2 separate regions of the Homo sapiens genome follow, and region 2 is linked to region 1. The links are chromatin loops, found by intact Hi-C in ENCODE. Cell type or tissue: heart right ventricle. All regions are shown on one strand. Links, peaks and the distances in the headings refer to the core of each region. The heading gives the core; the rest is flanking DNA.

Evidence for each region. Peaks named below come from ENCODE experiments on the same cell type or tissue, not always from the same donor. Only the 100,000 strongest peaks of a DNase experiment are listed, where the experiment ranks them.
Region 2: it touches region 1 in a loop (2.8-fold over the local background); 3 of 110 quality-filtered maps call a loop at or near these places.

Annotation. Positions count from the first base shown.
Region 1 is chr1:178,036,653-178,039,567 of GRCh38, forward strand. CRYZL2P-SEC16B (CRYZL2P-SEC16B readthrough) reads right to left here and starts at 1,324. Exons shown (of 32, transcript NM_001356506.2): 1 at 1,245-1,324; 2 at 1,042-1,149. It also overlaps the pseudogene CRYZL2P. In heart right ventricle, for the core only: CTCF peaks have their summits at 1,206 and 1,418; a DNase peak (open chromatin) is centred at 1,329; H3K4me3 peaks cover 1,642 bases; H3K27ac peaks cover 2,396 bases.
Region 2 is chr1:178,136,329-178,139,243 of GRCh38, forward strand. All of the region lies in intron 1 of RASAL2 (RAS protein activator like 2), which reads left to right. Among named protein-coding and RNA genes, the nearest start is that of RASAL2, 44 kb to the left of the region's middle. In heart right ventricle, for the core only: a CTCF peak has its summit at 1,123; no DNase peak of the experiment used is centred there; H3K27ac peaks cover 1,074 bases.

The DNA.
Region 1 (2,915 bases), core at 256-2,755:
AGAAGAAATTTTTATCTACAAAATTCATTCATTCAACAATTTTTTAAGCCTCTGCCACATGCCAGGAACCATTTTAGACTTAAGGGATTTAGTAGTGAGTAAAACAAACATAGTCACAGCTCTCATGGGCTAATTCCTTACAATGCAATGTCTAGGACAAATAACAGAACAAAGGAGCCTAGCCCTCAGCCTGGACACATTCCATGCAGGACACATCAGTTATTGACAGGCATGCACAGGGCACACATGTGTTCTCCAGCCACTCCACCTAGATTTAAGGATGATTTGAGGATGAATGTCGTTCAGCATGTGAATCCCAGGAAGTAGATTGGCTGCCATCATGTGCTCATTCAAATAATCCGTGTTAGCCATGTTAGTTAACAGGCTCCATGCTGGTAACACTTCAGGGCTATGGCTGCCTTTCTCCCTCTCCCTGAAGGTCTCCAACACTGAGGCCCACTATCTGCTTCACGCTGTCTGAGGTTCTCATCTCCACACCAGATGACACTGTGTTACTAGAGTGGTCAATAGGCAAGGCCAAAATGATGTCCACATTTCAGTGGACCAGCTGCCCACATCCCTAAACGAACCCCATCCCAAATGTCTGCAATATACCAGAGGCGTATGTTCACATGGAAACACGGAGGTTACCGGGCTGGTTTCAGGGAGGCAGAGGCCGAATAATTCGATTCCGGCACTGAGGTGGAAGGAAGCAAAGGATGAGGTCCATGTACCTGTGTTAAACCAATAACTTGCACATACAAAGTCGTGTGCAAATCAGAATTCTCTGTTTCTAAGGCAACAGCTCTGAGCATTGAGAAAGAGGCCTATAGGCGTGTTTTGGGGGAACAATCTTCCTTTAGCACTTTAGACCTTGGAAAGGGCTTCAGCCCCCTAGCTATCCCAGGACGAAGTTGCCCTCCACTCTCTCGGTCGCCCCCTCGCTTCAGAACTGGGAACTTGATTCAAGAAGGAAGCCTGCGGGGAGTGTGTGGTGGCGGGGAGAAGGGGAGGGTAGAAGGGGATAAGCCAGCCCCCTACCTCGTGAGGCCCGACGGGGCGGGGGCCACCTCTTCAATGGTCAGGGGCTTCTTCAGCTCTGCGCAAATCGCAGCGCGGTAGTGCCGGCCGCTGCCCTGTCCGGCTCTCCTGCAACACAAAACAAGGGAAGGGTCAGTCGGGCAGCCCCGCCGGGAGCACCCTGGGACTGCCTTGCGGGGCTCAGGGAGGAGTCGGGGTTGCACCTGCAGACCCACGCCCGAGGGAGGCACTGCCTGCAGAGCACGGCCGCCAAGGCCAAGCCCAGCGAGGGGCGAGGGGGAGTGGCCAGAGCGCGGCAGGAAGAGCCGGACAGCGCCGCCCAGCCCCGGGAGAGCGGAAGGGCGGCCCGCGAGGCCTCCTGGCGACGCGCCCTGGCAGCCACGACCCAACCCCGGCGGGGCAGCTCCGGTCCAGTGCGCCCGGCTTCTACGGCCGCCGAGACCAAACGACCGCGCGAGCTCCCTGTTGGGCCTCTCTGGAGGTGGAGCCGGCTGGAAGAAAAAAAGAATAAAGGAAAACACCAGGAAACGGAATTCGATTACCCGAGATTAACCTTCTTTGGCATTTTTATAACAAATTTGGGAGACTTTTTTTTTTTGTAGTTTCAACTTTTATTTTAGATTCAGGGGCTACATGTGCAGATGTGACCTGGGTATATTGTGTGATGCTAAGGTTCAGGGTACGAATCATCTCGTCACTTCGGTGCTGAACATAGTACCTAATAGTTTTTCAACCCTTGCCCCCCTCAAAATTGGGAAACTTTTTAAACCACACTTGGCGACATTTAAATAGTGGTTCTTGGCTGGGTGGTTAACGCCTGTAATCCCAGCACTTTTGGAGGCCAAGGCGGGTGGTGGCCAGTGTCTGTGGTCTCAGCTACTCAGGAGGCTGAGGCGGGAGGGTCGCTTGAGTGCAGGAGTTGGAGGCTGCGGTGAACTATGATCGCACCACCCTGAGTGACAGAGTGAGACCTTCTCTATCGATTAGATAGATAGACAGACAGACAGATGATACATAGATAAAGGTTATTGGGTCCTCTGCCAGTGCAAAAAATCCTAAATGCACAGGTAAAGGCTTTATTTATGTATTTATTTTTGAGACAGTGTCCTTCTCTGTCACCCAGGCTGGAGTGTAGTGGCACTATTTCGGCTCACTGCAACCTCCGCCACTTAGGGTCAAACCATCCTCCCGCCTCAGCCTCCCATGTAGCTGGTACTATAGTTGTGCGCCACCATATCTGGCTAATTTTTGTATTTTTTTAAAGACGGGTTTCATCATTTTGCCCAGGCTGGTCTCGAACTCCTGGCCTCAAGCGCCCTGCCCGCCTCAGCCTTCCAAAGTGCTAGGATTACAAGTGTGAGCCACCACACCTGCCTAGGTGAAGGCTTTAAAGTCAGCATTTGAACACCTTGTTAGAGTTCAATTCTTGTTACTAATTTTCTCACATTTGCAGGACCATTTACACTAAATCCAAAGAGTTACTAATGATCCAATGTTGAATGAGCCTACACAAATCCAAATAATACTTCCAGTTAAAATCAGACCAAAACCCACCACGGGGAGAGTGGAAGAGCATTGGTTCTCATGTCCCCAATGCCAGTATTATGCTTGGCACATAGTAGATGCTCAATAAATGATTGTTGACTCGAAGACCAACACAGACCATTCACACTAGGCGAATAAGCACACTCTGGAAGAATTGAAAATATACAATATAATCTGTGAAATATTATAAAATTGGGTAGATCTCTATTGCAACAGTAACCAAATATTTATAGGCTAGCTATATAAGAGAAGCACACATTATGTTGGAGAGAATATTTCGTTTGACAGGTAACTTTTAAAGACAGCCTGATGTCTTTAAAAGACATCTG
Region 2 (2,915 bases), core at 97-2,596, 100 kb after region 1:
GTGGACCAGCTGCTTAATCTTCATATCAAATCTATTTCCTCATCTAGAATAATAGTATCTAAGGTTTCTTGTGAAGATTAAAAGAAATTATGTGAAGGGTTTCCCAGTGTTTCTTAGATACTCTATTTTTTCCCTTAAAGGACTTGGCCAGGTGTGGTGGCTCATGCCTGTAGTCCCAGCACTTTGGGAGGCTGAGGCAGGAGGATCACTTGAGGTCAGGAGTTCGAGACCAGCCTGGCCAACATGGTGAAACCCTGTCTCTACCAAAAAATACGAAAATTACCGGGGCGTGGTGGCGGGTGCCAGTAATCTCAGCTACTCAGGAGGCTGAGACAGGATGATTCCTTGAACCTGTTGTGGGGAGGTTGCAGTGAGCCAAGATTGCGCCACTGTACTCCAGCCTAGGTGACAAAGTGAGACTCTGTCTCAAAAAAAAAAAAAAAAAAAAAAAAAAAAAAGATGAAAAGATAAGACAACCAGAAAAGAAAAGGTGTCCCTGATGAGATATATTTAAACTGAAACATAAAGGTCTAGTCCTATCCCTGCAGTGAGAATAATATGTTCAGAGCTTTAGAAGAAGAAAAGCTTGACAATTTTGAGAACTAATTGAAGGCTTTTATCCTTTAATTAGATGTAGTGGGGATAAGATTGGAAAGGTAAGTAGGAGCCAGATCTTAAGGGCCTCTGAGGTTGTGACATTTATTTGTATTTAATTTTTAATGTAGTTGAAACCATTGGAGAGTTTAAATCCACAAGGGCTATAATTCTGCTTTCCAAAATTTTGAGACAGTAAGCTGCAGTTAACTTCCGTGGAGGAATTTATTTTTCTCTTGTTATTCAGAGTCTTAGAATCTAATGTTTATTAGTTTCAGGATTTTATTCTTTTTTCAAAAGCCAGAGAATAAACTTGGGTAGAAGGGATCCATGTAGATCTATGATTCTTCTCAGTAAGAAACTTAAAAATAACTGCAGGGTCTGAGACAGAACTTTCCCTTCTCTGTTTTGCTTCTGCTCGCAGAATTGAAGTTATATTTTCCTCTGTCCTCTTTCTCCCAATTACTGCATTTTTAAGGAAGTTGGGGATTGAGCATTTGAAGTTAGTTCTACTGTCTCCCTCTGTTGTTTTTCTGTGGAGTGTGGCACCGTTTTTACTGTGCTGAAGCAGATTTTCTGGAACATTTCTAAGGCACATACAATCCCAGCTGCTTTTTTTCTGTTGGTGCTAAGAGAAGTCTATTGCCTATGCTTCTGTCATCTGAGGTATATAGTAGGACATAATATTGGGCACTAATTTATTAGCAAAGCTGTTAACTTTTAAATGACTTTTTAAAAGTTTTGGAATTTCATTTCACAGAATGAAAAATTTTGTCAGTGGTTTTAGGAAGAAAGCCTCAGATGCTTACTGACGCTTTCAAATGGTCAACAAAAAGTAGAGTTAAAGATTTTGTGAAATGATTTGTTTGTGGCCAAAGAAATCATGATTGTGACTCAGATGATTTAGTTAAATGTATACCAAATAACTTTTTTTAAACTGTGGAAGAATATATAAAGAATCTAATGTTGGTACTGTTTTTAGTCGCCATTTCTGCGTCATATTTTATAGAGATTGTTCTTACTCTAGTGAGGGTGATTTAAAGGGCAGGTGTTCTGGATTGCCAAAGGCATTGTGGAAACAGAGATGCTCTCACTTCTTTCCTGCTCAGTGCTTTCCAGAAGCTGTCAGGAGAAGTGCCACGTGTATTTTCTACCTTCTGTTAGCTATGCAGAAGGAAGAGGAAGAAAAATATTATATTTTTGGAAACTTGAGTTAAGAATTCAGATTATTATGGGAATAGAAAAATGGTGATGAGATGTCTTTATTTGACTGCACAGGGAGAATTGTTTGGAGTCTGAAGATCTTTTGGCTACCTTTATAAAAAAGAATAAAAATTGATAACCATGCTTAAAGTCATGAGCTGATTCTCCTGAAGTTCCCTGAAATAGTCATATGAATGATATCATATACTTTTGTACATTGTTGTCATAATGGATATTCTTTTATACCACATATTAATATATCTCAAATGTAAAAGTTTTACATAAAGTACTTTTTCAGAATAGTTTCATGAATTAGAACTGATTTTATCATACACACTAAGGCATCATAGACAGCACTGTGTTGGTCTCTCTTCATAACAGAGAGATTATATGTATAAGCCATATAACCTTGAACGAGCTGTATAACCTCTTTCTCATTTCTCTCATCTCTAAAATGGTATGAAAATGCCCTATTTAATTTGATTCTGAGCTGCATACATTTTTTTCACATTCTAAGGGCTCTGAAATCAGGATACATGTTTGTGATTGCTGTATTTTACTATCAGTCATGTGACAGTAGACATGAAGTTATATGAAAATTCTTAATTTATACCTTTTGGTATGGTCACTGCATCTGATCATCCGAATGGAGTTGATGATAGTACATACCTCGAAGGACTTTTGTGAGTATCAAATCAATTTATATATATAAGGTAGTTAGAACAGTTCCTTCCATCTAGTAAATGCTATTTGTGTTAGCTATTTTTAATATTAGAAATATAACAGTGATTGGCTGATTTATTTATAATTTTAAGATTATATAATACCCTTTGTCTGTGGACCACAAAGCATGTTTTATTGGACATTTTGAAAAAGAAAGGTAAATTCCTTGTTGTTATAGATATATAATAAATACAAAGTAGAGAAGATTACTGGTTAGAAGAGGTAATTGAGGGTGGTAAAAGTAGAATGTCTTCTGTATTTAATGTAAGATGTAAGTTTCTGCTATACATATTTCTGGTATTAATGTTAGGGAGTGGATTTTAATAAAAATATCTAGTGGATCTCAACTTTTTGGAAGAATTGTTAATCTCTAGTGGTATATACTTTCTGTTTAG